3 separate regions of the Mus musculus genome follow, and all the other regions are linked to region 1. The links are chromatin loops, found by intact Hi-C in ENCODE. Cell type or tissue: left cerebral cortex. All regions are shown on one strand.

The links. A loop is a pair of places that touch in the nucleus more often than their neighbours do. Peaks named below come from ENCODE experiments on the same cell type or tissue, not always from the same donor. Only the 100,000 strongest peaks of a DNase experiment are listed, where the experiment ranks them.
Region 2: it touches region 1 in a loop (11-fold over the local background); 2 of 42 quality-filtered maps call a loop at or near these places.
Region 3: it touches region 1 in a loop (4-fold over the local background); 2 of 42 quality-filtered maps call a loop at or near these places.

Annotation. Positions count from the first base shown.
Region 1 is chr12:54,792,714-54,797,713 of GRCm38, forward strand. Snx6 (sorting nexin 6) reads right to left here and starts at 2,949. Exons shown (of 14, transcript NM_026998.3): 1 at 2,935-2,949; 2 at 2,741-2,788. The coding sequence starts at 2,940. In left cerebral cortex, no CTCF peak of the experiment used is centred here; DNase peaks (open chromatin) are centred at 2,542 and 2,982; H3K4me3 peaks cover 2,219 bases; H3K27ac peaks cover 1,231 bases.
Region 2 is chr12:54,698,915-54,703,914 of GRCm38, forward strand. It overlaps the pseudogene Rpl31-ps17. Among named protein-coding and RNA genes, the nearest start is that of Gm22513, 4.6 kb to the left of the region's middle. In left cerebral cortex, no CTCF peak of the experiment used is centred here; no DNase peak of the experiment used is centred here.
Region 3 is chr12:54,861,099-54,866,098 of GRCm38, forward strand. It overlaps Cfl2 (cofilin 2, muscle), which reads right to left and starts at 1,779. Exons shown (of 4, transcript NM_007688.2): 1 at 1,646-1,779; 2 at 428-735; 3 at 239-315; 4 at 1-139. The coding sequence starts at 1,648. The coding sequence ends at 27. In left cerebral cortex, CTCF peaks have their summits at 2,258 and 3,136 (motif pointing right); DNase peaks (open chromatin) are centred at 1,094, 1,343, 1,849 and 2,968; H3K4me3 peaks cover 2,557 bases; H3K27ac peaks cover 2,264 bases.

The DNA.
Region 1 (5,000 bases):
CTGTTTTGAAAAACCAAAATCAACCAACCAAACAAAAATTAACACTCAAACAATTCCTATTTGCTTTTTATGGTAGACTACAAAACACAGGTTTTTTTTTTTTTTTTTTTTTTGGTTTTTCGAGACAGGGTTTCTCTGTATAGCCCTGGCTGTCCTGGAACTCACTTTGTAGACCAGGCTAGCCTCGAACTCAGAAATCCACCTGCCTCTGCCTCCCGAGTGCTGGGATTAAAGGCGTGCGCCCGGCAAAAGACAGTTTTTTATCTAAAACAAGGAAGACTACATGCTTTTAGAACAATCAGTTTAACTGAAACTAAAACTAATCTCGTTTCATCAATTAACTGCTAGTTTCTCCTATTTTATTTCCAGAATCAAGGATCGAGGCCAAGGTCTTACACTCACCTCTCATTTTCAACCCCACTTCTTTTCCCTTAAAGTCCAAAATATGCTGGGCAGTGGCTCATGCCTTTAAGCTTAGTACTGAGGAGGAGGGGCAAGCAAGTCTTTATGAATTCCTGGCCAGTCATAGCTACAAAGCAAGACCCTGTCTCAAAACATCAAACAAAACAAACCCCAAAATACAATTAGTAAATTCTAATTCTGTCTTATCCAAATCTCTCTCTCTCTCTCTCTTTGTAATTAATACACATAAGCATTGTTTTATAGTTAACTAGAGGTTAAATTTTAGAAACCAGAAATCAAATGAAGCTGCTATGTAAACTGAGGGAGTTCATTTATCATTTACAAAAGTATCTGGAAGCTGGGAATGGTGGCACACGCCTTTAATCCCAGCATTTAGGAGGCAGAGGCAGGTGTATTTCTGAGTTCGAGGCCAGCCTGGTCTACAGAGTGAGTTCCAGGACAGCCAGGGCTACACAGAGAAACCCTGTCTTGGAAAAAAACAAAAAAGCATCTGGCTGCTACTCTCAGGTCCCCGGTGAGGAGTCTCTATCCACACCACAGGACTTTTAAAGACACCTTAGAGAAACTTACATCCCATGCTCTTGGGTGTGCCTGTCTTTCTTTCCAAGAGAGTGGCTCTTTCCTAACCCTCATGCTTAAGCCTGAATTAAATAGCTTTATTAAACCCCAACCTTGGCCTGCAAGATGGCTAGGTAAGTGAAGTGCTTGCTAACAACCGGAGTTCAATCCCAGAACCCACATACAAGTAGGAGAGAGCTGGGTCTGCGAAGTTGTTCTCTGCAATGGAACACATATGACAGAAAAGCAGAACAGACGGGACTATCTGGAGGAAGGAAACAGATCAGCAGTAGTATGTGCCCCTCTGTGACACTAACTCTTTAAAACTGCTTCAGGGGCTGCTGAGATGACTTCAGGAGTTAGGGCACACTGCTCTTACAGACCTGAATTCAGCTCCCAGCATCCACACAGATTGCTCTCAAAACCACCTGTGACACCAGCCTCTGGGGTCTGACACTGTCTGACCTCTACAGAACTTGTTTGTACACAGTTGCACCTACCCACCACACAGACAAAGAATCTCTTACCAACAACAATATCCTGCACGGTTACCATCTATCCTGAATCCACTAACACCTGCATCTCTCACATTTTCTAGGATGGATAAGTAGCCGCAAAATAGAAAACAAAAGGAAAACTAGGCTAGGAGGCATGCACCACATCCACACTTGGGAGGCAGGAAAAAAATTGCTTTGTACAAGGAAACTTGTTTCAAACCAAGTTTCTGGACAAGTGTGAGCTGCTGAGTGATAAAATGGTGACAATGAAACTTTGCTTAGTGGCAGTCATACATTAGTAACAGTGCACCTGTACAAGGCTCTACATGCAATGCTATCTTTCACTAAGACAAATGGAGTGCTGCTGGGGGGATGCAGTGGGAGCGAGAAATGAGACCTTTGAACAAGGGGCAGGAAGCGGGGAGGGGGGAGAGTGGTCAAAGGATACAAACTTTCAGTTTTAAGTTCTGGATACTTAATGTACAGTGGAGTGACTAATAATAATGGATACTTGAAACTCTGCTGAGAGCAGACCAAGTGCTCTCCTCAAAAAAGAAAATGAAGGTACCTGAGTAAGGTCCCGAGTGAGGTCTGTGTTCATTAACTTGACAATGGTAATTATTTCACAACCTCTACACGCATCAAAATATCACGCTGTACATCTTTATATAAATTATTATTTTGTAAGTCATACCTTAACATGAGCTAGAGATGGGAGACAATATCGAGAGAATCCTGAAAAGGATGGGGATTGAGGAATATACTAGAAAAAGTAAAGATACTGAAAGCGACCCGTTCTTTAAAAATCTTTTAGGGCAAAACTGAGATTTGCTGATTGCAAAAAAATCATTACAAAAGAGTAAATTTAGACCAAATCCATACCATTCAGCAGAGAAAGGAGAAACGAGGTTCCAGAAAGCCACAGAAAGATTTTGACGGTACCACCGGGAAGGTCTGAAAATGGGTTTCGTGGCCCAGAGAGTCAAGGATGGGGGCGTTCCAACCCGGCCACCCCACCTGCAGCGGGGCCTGGGAAAAGCAAGCTCAGCACAGGGTTGGATCGCCCACCTAGGGCGAGAAAGCGGCCACGGGACCAGCGGAACCGAGAAGCGCCCGACCCCAGGGACGAAGGGCTGCAGAAGGGCGGGGCGCGCGTCGCGGAGGTCGGGAGGGCGACCCAGGGCGGCAGCGCAGCCTGGACCCCTTCTCGGGCCACGGCGGGGGAGGGACCGAGGGTCGAGACCACAGAAGACACAACTTACTCCGCGGTCTTCCTCCGAGAGGAAGTCGGGGCCGTCATCCAGGCCTTCCTGTGGGGTCGGCGGGCCCAGCACACCGAAGGGGAGGCAGGGAAAGGGGGAGACACAAAGAGAGACATTAGCGCCCAGCCCGCGCCGTCCCCGCGCCCGCCGCCCCCACCGCGCGCCCCGAGTTCGGCGCCGCCGTGAACACCCACCATCATGGCTGCTTCGAGTCCAGGGCTCGCGCAGTCGCACAAGCAAGGCCACGAACCTAGTCGGCCGCGCGGGTGGGGCGGAGGGCGGAGCCGAGCGCCAGCCCCGCCCCCCGCCCGCTCTAGGAGGGGGAGCAGTCCCTGAAGGGGAAAGGACGCAGGGTCCTTTGCTCCAGGTAAGAGGGAGGGTTGGCCCAGAGCGATAGTCGCTGCTCACTGCTGGCGAGCTCAGGCTTGGGAAGGCCCCAGGGCCACCCGGAGAACGGTCCACGTCTCTTGCCCCCGAGGGCCCCTAAAAAACTGTACCAGTACTCCCAGGAAGTCACAGTAAATATTCTTGTCTTTGTATTGAGTTACATGATGATTAATCACCATTAATACCATATTGCCTGTGGAAGTTTCAGGAGCCAAAAGCCTTCACACAATAAGCAGACAGGGGCTATAATCAAGCTTTTACTGCTGGGGAAGTAATAACTACCTCAGTTTGGGGTGCTAATGACCGAGCACTATAAAAACAGAGCCGTTCTCATTACAAGAGTATTCCTTGCCTGTATACTAAGAAACAATCGCCAGACCTGATCTAACTGTCCAGCTGAGTAGCAGGAAAGGAGCATCCACAGATGCTTCAAGAAAATAATCCCTTGGGCCAGCATGTTGGTTTAGCAGTGAGGAAAAGTACTTGCTGCTAAGCCTAGAGGCCTGAGTTCAAGCCCCAGGACTGACCCACAAGGTAGAATGGTACTGCAGATTGTCCTTTCACACACACAAAACCAATAAATAAATAAATTTTATAAAAATAATCATTTCTAACTTACCACACTTCACTTCTACAAAGGATCACTCAAGCAAAGCTGTGTCTCCACTTTTATTTATTTATTTATTTATTTATTTATTTAGAGACAGGGTTTCTCTGTATAGGCCTGGCTGTCCTGGAACTCACTCTGTAGACCAGGCTGGCTTCTGACTCAGAAATCTGCCTGCCTCTGCCTCTGCCTCCCAAGTGCTGGGATTAAAGGCGTGTGCCACCACCGCCCGGACTATTGTGTCTCCACTTAATGACATCATCACTCTCAAGGTCCAAGCCTGGTTTCGACTTGTCCTCTTCAGATCCTTCATCTCCTCATGCCTCACATCCAAACAAATACCACCGTGTCTGCAATTGACTCATTTTCTCCACCTCCCTTCCTACACATATACATGTAAATAACGATCTGCTGGTGTGAATCTTCTCTCCACCCCTGGCCTTACTAGCATCTCAGCCTTCCTGGCTCTGACAATGACACCCTAATTTCAGCCAAGAAGCAGTTACAGAGAGATTCCATTGCCCTTTATCATCAACAAAAAGTCTGAAATGACCAAAGTGCACATGCTGGCCAGCCTCCAGGCTCTCAGCATCTCAAATATCTACTACAGGGCCCATGATGGCAGCCCAGCTCCTCTTAGCTCTTCTCACCCTGCCCCTACCCTAAACGTCTCCAGCTCACAGGCTTCCCCTCCCCAGTGCATTCCGACCATGTTCTCTCTCTCTCTCTCTCTCTCTCTCTCTCTCTCTCTCTCTATGTAAGTACACTGTAGCTGTCTTCAGACACTGCAGAAGAGGGCGTCAGATCTCCTTACAGATGGTTGTGAGCCACCATGTGGTTTCTGGGATTTGAACTCAGGACCTTCGGAAGAGCGTTCGGTGCTCTTAACCACTGAGCCATCTCTCCAGCCCCCTATGTGATCTCTTGGTCCCCTCTCTCTTGTCTCTCTTTTCCTTCCCTCTTTCACTCTCCCCACCCCCCTTTCTCCTTTCATGCCCTGGTCCAGTCTGCTGCTCCTGTAAATTCTACTTTCTCTCCTTGCTCTGGATTCTTCCAATTGATTGTACCCTCTCTTGTATCTATAATAAGAACTTCCTCTCAACCATGGTCTTAGAGAGACCATTGAATTTACTTTAAGGGTTTTTTAGGGGGCTGGAGAGATGGTTCAGTGGTTAAGGGTACTAACTGCTCTTTCAGGGGTCCTGAGTTCAATTCCCAGCCACCACATGGTGGCTCACAACCATCTGTAATGGGATCTAATCTCTT
Region 2 (5,000 bases), 94 kb before region 1:
ATCCAAAACAAATTTTAAAAATTAGAACTTGCTTTGTGGTGATGGTGCACACCTTTAATCCCAGAACTTGGGAGGCAGAGACAGGCCAATCTCTGAGTTTGAGGCCACCCTGGTCTACCAATTGAGTTCCAAGAGAGCCAGGGATACAGAGAGAAACTATGTCTTGTCCCCCACCCACCTCCCCAAAATTAAAGCTTTCTCCGGCCAGAGGTGGTGTTTTTTATTCTCAACATCTGAAAGGCAGAGGCAGGCAGATTGACATTATCTACTCTAAGAACAAACTTTCCATCCGGTTTAATGACTTCTACCAACAGAAGTATGTGTCACCACACCATAACTAAACCCTGCCACTTTAAACCCGAGGTGTAGGGAGTGGGTGGGAGGGAAGACTCAACGGGTAAGAAGGCCTTTGCTTCACATGCCTCATGACCTGAGTTCAGTCCCTAGAACCCAATATTTTGCTTCGTACAAAGCAGGTCTTTCTTTCTTTCCCTTCTTTCTCCTCCCTTCCTTCCTTCCCTCCTTTCCTTTCCTTATTCCTTCTGAAATGACTAATCAAAGTTCACTGAATGCTTTAACCACACGTCGAGTGACCAGGTTTTCTGAATGCACTACACTAGGTGCAGCTAGACAAAGGCAGACACTTATCTCCAAAATGCAGGCACATCATAGGTCCCTAGATCCCTTCTGTAGCTCTGCCAGTTAACCGTGAGACATTTGTCAGCGGAGCCACTGGGTAGCTACCATGGCTGCATAGTGAGTGGCAGCGTAGAAGAAAAGCTGTCTGCTAGAAAGAAGAGCTCTTGCCTGTGAAGGGGAAAGTAGGTTTCCTAGAATGAAAGATGGGGTGTAAACGGGATGCAGGAGTCCGAGGTTCTCTGTCAGCTGGCCTGGGAGTGGGTGTGATTGCCCTTGTTCCCAGTCTAGAGTTACGCTGCATGATGGGCTTCTGGTTTGTTTTTGTTTTTGTTTTGTCTTAGTCCTCACCTATTTGGAAACTGCTGAGGGTCATGCAGGAGGAAGGGCAAATGGCTTTAGAATTCATGGAATGCTGCCCACGAGTTAGCACAGCTGTGATGGGGACACCTTGTTTGAAGCCTGACTCTGACAACTAACATATCCTGAGGGAAGACTCTATGCTTGCTGCCCTTGCTTCCCTTTTAACCTAAGAATTGTATGGAAACTCTAAAGGGGCTCCCAGCCCCTCACTGGGCAGCATCTCTGGCATTCGCAATAATGGTGCTTGGCTGGGCAGTTGTGGCGCACACCTTTAATCCCAGCACTTGGGAGGCAGAGGCAGGCGGATTTCTGAGTTCGAGGCCAGCCTGGTCTACAGAGTGAGTTCCCAAAATAACAATAACAACAATAATAACCGTGCTTGATCTCTTTCAAGCGCCACTGCTAGAGCAGATTGATGATTCAGTCACCACATGGAGATCGTCAGCAGTGACCACCACCCTTAGAAAACATTTGGAAAACTAAAATTGTTAGTGAAGCTAGGTTAAGATGTTTTTGCTATTGGATCTGATGTAGAAAATCTTAGGGAATGATTTGAAGTTCAGAAAGACACACTTTTTTTTTTTTTTTTTTTTTTTTTTTTTTCCGAGACAGGGTTTCTCTGTGTAGCCCTGGCTGTCCTGGAACTCACTTTGTAGACCAGGCTGGCCTCGAACTCAGAAATCCACCTGCCTCTGCCTCCCGAGTGCTGGGATTAAAGGCATGCGGCACCACGCCTGGCTAGGCACACTCTTAATAGTTAAGCGAGGGGCCTTTTATGGTCAGGGAACAAGAACTGCACTGTCTGATGTTACTCTCACTGAGACTGGACTGGTGATGACTAATTTTTTTAAAAGATTTATTTATTATTTATTTTATATGTAAGTACACTGTAGCTGTCTTCAGACACACCAGGAGAGGGAGTCAGATGTCATTAAGGATGGTTGTGAGCCATCATGTGGTTGCTGGGATTTGAACTCAGAATCTTCGGAAGAGCAGTCAGTGCTCTTAACCACTGAGCCATCTCTCCAGCCCGACTAATTTTTTAAAAAAGATTTATTTATTTTATGTATGTGAGTACACTGTAGCTGTTTTCACACACACCAGAAAAGGGCATCAGATCCCATTACAGATGGTTGGGAGCCACCATGTGGTTGCTGGGATTTGAAGTCAGGACCTCTGGAAGAACAGCCAGTGCTCTTCACCGCTGAGCCATCTCTCCAGCCCCAACTGGTTTCTTATAGCCATTTTGCCCTCAGCTTCCTGATATGATTTAATAAGAAATCATCACTGCTGATGAGTAGATGTGCATTTTAAGGATTTAAGGTAGAGGATATGACTGATTTTTATATAAAAGTTTAGATTTATGATTTTTTTTTTTTTTTGGCAGTTCTGCCACTTTATTTGACATGAGCAGGTTAGTTCTCATCCACATTGACCGTCTGTAGATTTTTGAATGTGGTAACAGGCACGTAAGTTACCAGCGTGTAGTGCTTGTTTGGGGAATCCTCATCCTCATTACGTTTTCTGGACAAGCGTACTCGGATGCGATATGGAACGTTCCTTATTCCCTTGGCCCAGATGGCTTTATTGAGCCTGGTGTCAATGCGCACATCTGGTGTCCCCATTTCCTTCATGGCAAACTCCCGAATTTCTTTGAGTGCCCGAGGAGCACGCTTCTTGAAGCCCACGCCATGGATGCGCTTGTGAATGTTGATGGTGTATTCTCGGGTCACCACCTCGTTGATGGCAGAACAGCCCTTCTTCTTCTCGCCACCCTTCTTTGTGGGAGCCATTCTGCTGGACCCAAGTAGGAAAAGCTATGATTCTTTTAAGATTCTTATAAGATTACTTTTAAAGATAGATAAAATAATTAATCCTTTGTTTTTAACTATATACTGCTGCCTGACAGTAAGAGAAACGGGCCGAGAAAACTATCTTGCTTGCTTACACTTTGATAATCTATAACAAGTTGCTTAGATATGACTGTACATGGGCTCTTGGGAATAATTTGTTTTCTTTACCTGCACTACATAATGTTTTTTCTTGTAAAGGTATTGGGGAACACAGTTTTTTCATAGTCATTCACTAGAGGAAAGCTAAAATGAATTTTGTAATTTTATACTGCTTGAAAAATTGTACTGAGATATATAAGACATGGAAGAAAGAATAAATTTGTGTGTGTATGTATATGTGTAAAGTTTATGTGAAAAAGTGTTGAAACTATGTTCCATCTATCAAATATGTACGTATTATGTATGTATATAAAACTTGTCTGGGTGTGTGTTGGCGCTTGCTTCATCCACGAATTGTGTGTGTATATAGGTATGTATGTAAGTATGTATGTAGGTATGTATGTATGTATGTGTAAGTGTGAGATTCTAGGGGTCTGTTTGTTGGAACTTTGCTTCCATTCATCTACCAGGTATGAATATGTATGTGTATGTGTGCATATATGCATATATGTATATATATGCATATATCTATGTGTGAAATGATTGGAACCTGCTTGCTGGAGCTTTGTCCCATTCATTCTTTGTGTGAATATGTGTCTGTCTGTATGTATGTATGTATGTATGTATGTATGTATTAGTATTATGAAGGTATTTGAATCTGCCTTTAATTTCCTCCACTCTGTCTGTGTGTGTATGTGTGTCTGAATTTTTTCTCTTTCCTTTTTTTTCTCACTGGCTCCAAGGAGTTAAAAGAGTTCACAATTTTTCGCTGGCCACAGGAGTATAAACCCCAGGATATTAAGCTTTGTTCCCCAAGAGAAAAGTCTGCTGAGTAATGTCTCTAATCATTAGCCGCTTTAGGCAGCAACCCAACAGTATCAGGATGGATATATTGTTCTAACCCCTATGGTCTATCATCATCCATTAACCCACTCCACAAATACCAAAGCTGGCCATTGGCAAGAAATAACGGGGACTTGGGCCGGTCACCCTGGAAAGGGTTCCTAGTTTGTTTACATTTCTCCAAACCACCCTGATTATTCCGCGTCAGGGTCTACCCAAGACCCAGACCCAGCCTCTCTCAGAGCACATCGACCCAGCCTCCTCCCTCTGCTGGTTAGTGTGCTTGCTCTCTTGACATGTTTGCCGGTGCCGTTCCAACGTTGGTTTTCCTGTTGTCCGCCCAAACATCGTTTTTCTCCTTTGTGTGCAGTAACCCTAATTGGTAGAAATACACCCACGCGTGTCCCAGTGGGTGAGTGCAGGACCAAGGGCCCTTGCTTCTGGATTCCCCCCCCCCCCGCCTCCCCCGCCCGCCCCCCCTCGGTCTTCACCAGCTGCTCTTGAAGCCTCAATCCGGTATGGGCAAGAGCCTCTTCTGGCTCCTCCGTTCTCTGCTATAAAGGACATGTTGACCTACCTCACAGGGATGTTGTGAGGACTAATAAATGTTGGTGCCGTGCTTCAGAAATGTGAAGGTGTTGTGTAATAGCCGAGAAATGGAAGAGGGACAAAGGACGCGGCGGTTCTCTTACCCGTAGGTTATTTTGTTTTTTAAAAAGTGGTCGCGCCGGGCGTGATGGCGCACGCCTATAATCCCAGCACTTGGGAGGCAGAGGCAGGCGGATTTCTGACTTCGAGGCCAGCCTGGTCTACAGAGTGAGTTCCAGGACAGCCAGGGCTACACAGAGAAACCCTGTCTCGAAAAACAAAAAAACAAAAAAACAAAACAAACAAAAAAAGGTGGTTGCTTTAGGAGCAGAAAGTAGTGAGTATTCTGAAAATTTTTATTACATTTTTTGCTTATTCTTTATTTACTCTGTATGAGCTCTTTTGCCTGCCCTTCTGTCTGTCTGCTCCAAGTGCAGTGCTGGAGAAGGCCAGAAATCGGGGAGGTGGGGTAGAGGAGAACGGAGAACGTAAGATCCCCAGAACCAGAGCTTCAGTGTAGTGGATGCTGGGAAATCAACCAAGGGTCCTAGGGAAGAGCAGCCGGTGTGCTCAGTCACCGAAACCGCTCTCCAACCCGATTCTATTTTCAGATGAGTG
Region 3 (5,000 bases), 68 kb after region 1:
AGATCAAATGGCACTTGGCTATTATTTTATAGTGGCTTTCCTTCAAGGGAAACTACAACACTGCCCCCCAGTTTCTCTCCCAGCGTCGAGCGGTCCTTAATATCGTCCAAGCCATTTACTTGCCACTCATGTTTAATACCTAAAACGGAAAAGAAAAACACACCTCATTAACCTTATAACTAAGAAAGAGTAAAAAAAAAAATTTTTTTTTTTTGTACAGAACAGTCGATGTTGGTACCTGTAAATTTCTTTTTAATGGCATCTTTAGAGCTAGCATAAATCATCTTGCTTTTTAACGGTGCACTTTCAGGAGCCCTACGGGGGAGAAAATGTTGAATTTCAAAAGAAAAACAAAGGCAAAAACTGACTCTGATAATAATAATCCTTGCACTTTTAGAAGTACTTTTTTTCTTTTGTTTTTACACACCAGAATATAAATACTAGGTCTTCTTTCTTAGACTCTTTTGTTTCGTACGTGGCATCGTACAAAGCATATCGGCAATCATTCAGAGGCAACAACTTCACAAAAGATGTGTAGGGGTCCTCTACAGTGTCACCAATGTCACCCACCAAGATCTGCTTGGCTTCCTCTACAATTATTTGTCTTTTGTCATCGCTCAAACAGAAGAGAACTGCTTTCTTTCTTTTTTTGATCTCCTCCTGTGTAGAAGATTTTCTTACTTTCATATCATTAAAAACTTTGATGACTTCATCATTCACTGTAACTCCAGATGCCTGAAAACAAACAAAGGGTGGGAATTTAGAATAAGGATTTCGGTTTTAACCAAAATCATAGACTTCAGTCTGGCCAGAGTATTAAAAAACTGCACCAAACAACGTAAGCAGTCCTATTAGGTCTGTCAATTTTAAATATCAGAAGAAGATACGGGTAAAATGTCTAACTCATACTGCTCATTCATCCTTCTTAAAGGAGTACGGAGAGAACCGCTAACGGGAGGTGGGAAGGGACAAATACAGTTGAGCCATGCCTGAAATGTTTCCTATTTCACTGGGTGATGTCAGAGCTTCAGGAGCAGCAGCAAAAATACCTTCTGTATTGTGTCAACTCTGCAGGCCTTAAAAAAAAACACTCCAGGATTTCAGTTAACGCTTCTACTATTTTTTTTTTCTTTCTTTAAAGCCGTCTTAGCCACGGCTGCTTCCACATAAGGAAAGAGAATCAAGTGTAAACTCCAACCCGCTGCGGCTACAGCGATTACGCCCCACCGCCCATTGGCAGCCGCTTTGAAACTAACAGATCCCGTGAAAAGGCTCCCTACGGCGAGAAAAGCGTTTTAAAATAGGTTTCTACCTGTTCAATCTCCTCGGAACGGCGTTATGGCCGGCCTCCTAGACCCTCACCCAGAGGCTGCTGGCCACGTACCAACCTTACAGCGCGCGAGTTAAAAACCTTAAGCCGCGCAGGGCAGAGCAACACGCGGGGGCCCTGGCCCAAGGAGCGACCCTCTCGCGCCGGGCCTGCGCCGGGCCCTCCCGCCTCGGGACTCGGAGCGGCCGCAGGGCCTCGAGCCCTCGGCCCGCAGCGCCGAAGCGCCCACCGCACAGGCCCAGGCAGGGTTAAGATGGCGGCCGCGCGGGGATCCGCGCCGCGCCCAGCATTCCCCCGCCGGCGCGCCCACCTTACCATAGTGCCCGCGGCTGAAGTGGCTGCGGCGGCGGTGGCTCGGACTCCGGCTCGGTGGCACTGGGACGAGAAGAAGGAGGGGTCGGCGGCGGGCAGCAGAGAGTGCAGGGCACGCCGGGAGCTGCAGCCGGGCGGGCGGGCGGCGGGCTGGAGGGCCGCAGGGCGGGCGGGGCGGGGGCGGTCACGTGGTCAGGCCCCGCCCCCGCCGCTGTCCTCCGCCTGACCCCGGAGCTCCAGAACCGCTAGCAGAACCACGCGCAGCGGCGGCGGGAGCCCCGATGCTGACAGGGATGGTCGTAGCGACCAATCCGGGTTCAACGCTCGAGCGGTTCGCGGGCTCCTGGCGCTGCTCTGGGGGGTTGTGACGTGAGGAAACGGGGTGTGGTGGTCGGGTAGAGAGCTCTTTGCTTCATTCACTTGCGCTTTCCACGGAAAGGGTCCGGATTGTAACCTTTCGGGACCCCTTTGGAAAGCCCCGACTTTGAATGAATCGTTAAGATCTTATTCTTCTTTGTGTGTTTGAATTGAGACAGGATCTCGTTTGGAGTCTTTTGCGGGTCTCTTGATTCATGAAGTAACTGCAGATGACCTTGAACGGATCCCGCCTCCATCCTGCAGGTGTTGGGATTACAGGCAAGCACCACCTCCCTGGGTTTAGACCCCTCTTATTACTAAAAGGAGAACGAACACTATAAATATTACCTTAGTGATTGAAGTACTAAGCAAAGGCAGAATGAGAAGCAGGAATGTTGGCTTATACCTGGAATTCTGCAAGAAGAGGGTGAGGTCACAAAAAGTCTCTGGAGATACCTTGGACAGAATTATAATCCAAGTAAAACCAGAAACTGCTCAAGTTACGTTTCTTTTCCCCTGTAAATGGGATGTATTGAGATTACTAGAAAAATAAATGTTTATATGTGGAGAGAAAAGGGCCTGACACATTTGATTTGGTAATTGTGTTGAAATCGTGTGTGTGTGTGTGTGTGTGTGTGAGAGAGAGAGAGAGAGAGTGTGTGTGTGTGTGTGTGTGTGTGTGTGTGTGTGTGTGTGAATAGGTGTGCTGTGGGAGTCATTTCTCCTCTACCGTGTGGGCCCTGGGAATTAAACTTAAGTCATCGAGCTTGGTGGTACCCTATCCCCATGTCAGGCAGCACACAGGCAGTCGTCACCTGTGAGCTCAGCTCCATGGACCCTGACTCCCTCTCCTAACCTTCACAAACACCTGCACATGTGCACACACATAAAAAATAAATGTAAAAAATCCTTTTGTTTTTACTCAGTGTACATGTAGGTGTATCTGTGTGAAGGTCTGCTATGTGTGTGTGGGTGCCCTTAGTAGCCAGAAGATGTTTGATCACTGGAGCTAGAGTTGCAAGAGTGGCAGACCATTGTGAGCTGCCTGAGCTGCCTGTTGTGGGTGCTCCGGTCCACTCTACTTTCTCAGGCCCACAGATTTATTATTATACATAAGTACACTGTAGCTGACTTCAGACACACCAGAAGAGGGCATCAGATATCCTTATAGGTGGTTGTGAGCCACCTTGTAGTTGCTGGGATTTAAACTCAGGACCTTTGGAAGAGCAGTCAGTGTTCTTAACTACTGAGCCATCTCTCCAGCCCTAGTTTGTTCTTAAGAGTGAGTGCTTCTTGAGCATGGAGAAAGGATTGTGGGAGGGGGTGACTTGGAGGTGGGCAATGAGCAGAATGTAAAGTGAATAAGTAAAAAAATAAATAGTAAAATAAAAAAAAAATTGCCGGGCAGTGGTGGCGCATGCCTTTAATCCCAGCACTGGGGAGGCAGAGGCAGGCGGATTTCTGAGTTCGAGGCCAGCCTGGTCTACAGAGTGAGTTCCACGACAGCCAGGGCTATACAGGAATTCACTCAAAAAAAAAAAACAAACAAACAAACAAAAACAAAAAAATTGGAGCTGAGACAAAAGGATGGACCATCTAGAGACTGCCATATCCAGGGATCCATCCCATAATCAGCCTCCAAACGCTGACACCATTGCATACACTAGCAAGATTGTGCGGATAGGACCCTGATATAGCTGTCTCTAGTGAGACTACGCCAGGGCCTAGCAAACACATAAGTGGATGCTCACAGTCAGCTATTGGATGGATCACAGGACCCCCAATGGAGGAGCTAGAGAAAATACCCAAGGAGCTAAAGGGATCTGCAACCCTATAGGTGGAACAACATTATGAACTAACCAGTACCCGGGAGCTCTTGACTCTAGCTGCATATGTATCAAAAGATGGCCTAGTCAGCCATCACTGGAAAGAGAGGCCCATTGGACTTGCAAACTTTATATGCCCTAGTACAGGGGAACGCCAGGGCCAAAAAGTGGGAGTGGGTGGGTAGGGGGTGGGGGGAGGGTATGGGGGACTTTTGGGATAGCATTGGAAATGTAAATGAGGAAAATACCTAATTAAAAAAAAAAGAGTGCTTGCTTTTAGGAATTGTATAATGAAGTCCCATGTAGGACAGCTGGCATCAACTAAACAAGCCAAGAGTAGAAACCTGCTATTCTGGTAAAGCCTATTGCTGACCCAATGTAACTTGTCCTTTCAATATTTATTTATTTATTTGTCTATTTGTCTATTTATCTATTTATCTATTTATCTATTTATCTATTTATTTATTTATTTATTTATTTATTTATTTATTTGAGACAGGGTCTCACTATATGTGTAGGACTGACTGGCCTGAATTTGCTATGCAGACCAGGTTAGCCTACAGAGATCTGCCTGCCTCTGTGTCCTGAGTTCTGGGATTAAAGGTGTGCTGGCCTATTTTATTAGTAGTTAACATTATGACTTACACATCTCACGTGTCGTTATCATCTCCCTCTGCCTTCTGCCTTTGCTGTGCTGAAGCTGTTTGCCTCGTGTGGTCTATTTGCCAGTTATTGGTATTATTTCCCGAGGTATTGGAGTCCTTTTTAGAGAATCATTGCCTAGACCTATATCTTGAAATACTTTTCCTGTATTTTCCTCTAGCAGTCTCAAAGTTTGGAGTCTCACACGAAGGTTTTAGATCCATCTTAAATTTGTGGGTCCATGTAGAGTGAGACCATTCTCCTTTTTTTTTTTTTTTGTGGAAATCCAGTTTCCTGAGATCATTTGCTTAACAACCTTCCCCCCAAAGTATTTCAAGTTCTTTTAATTGAGATTTGATAGATTTTTATTTTATATGTATGAATTGTTTGTATCATATCTGTGCACCATGGAGGTCAGAGAGGGCTCCAGTTCCCTTAGAACTGATGTCACAGATGGTTGTGGGCTGCCATGTGGGTGCTGGGGATCAAACACAGGTCTTTGGAAGAACGACCAGTGCTCACAATTGCTGAGC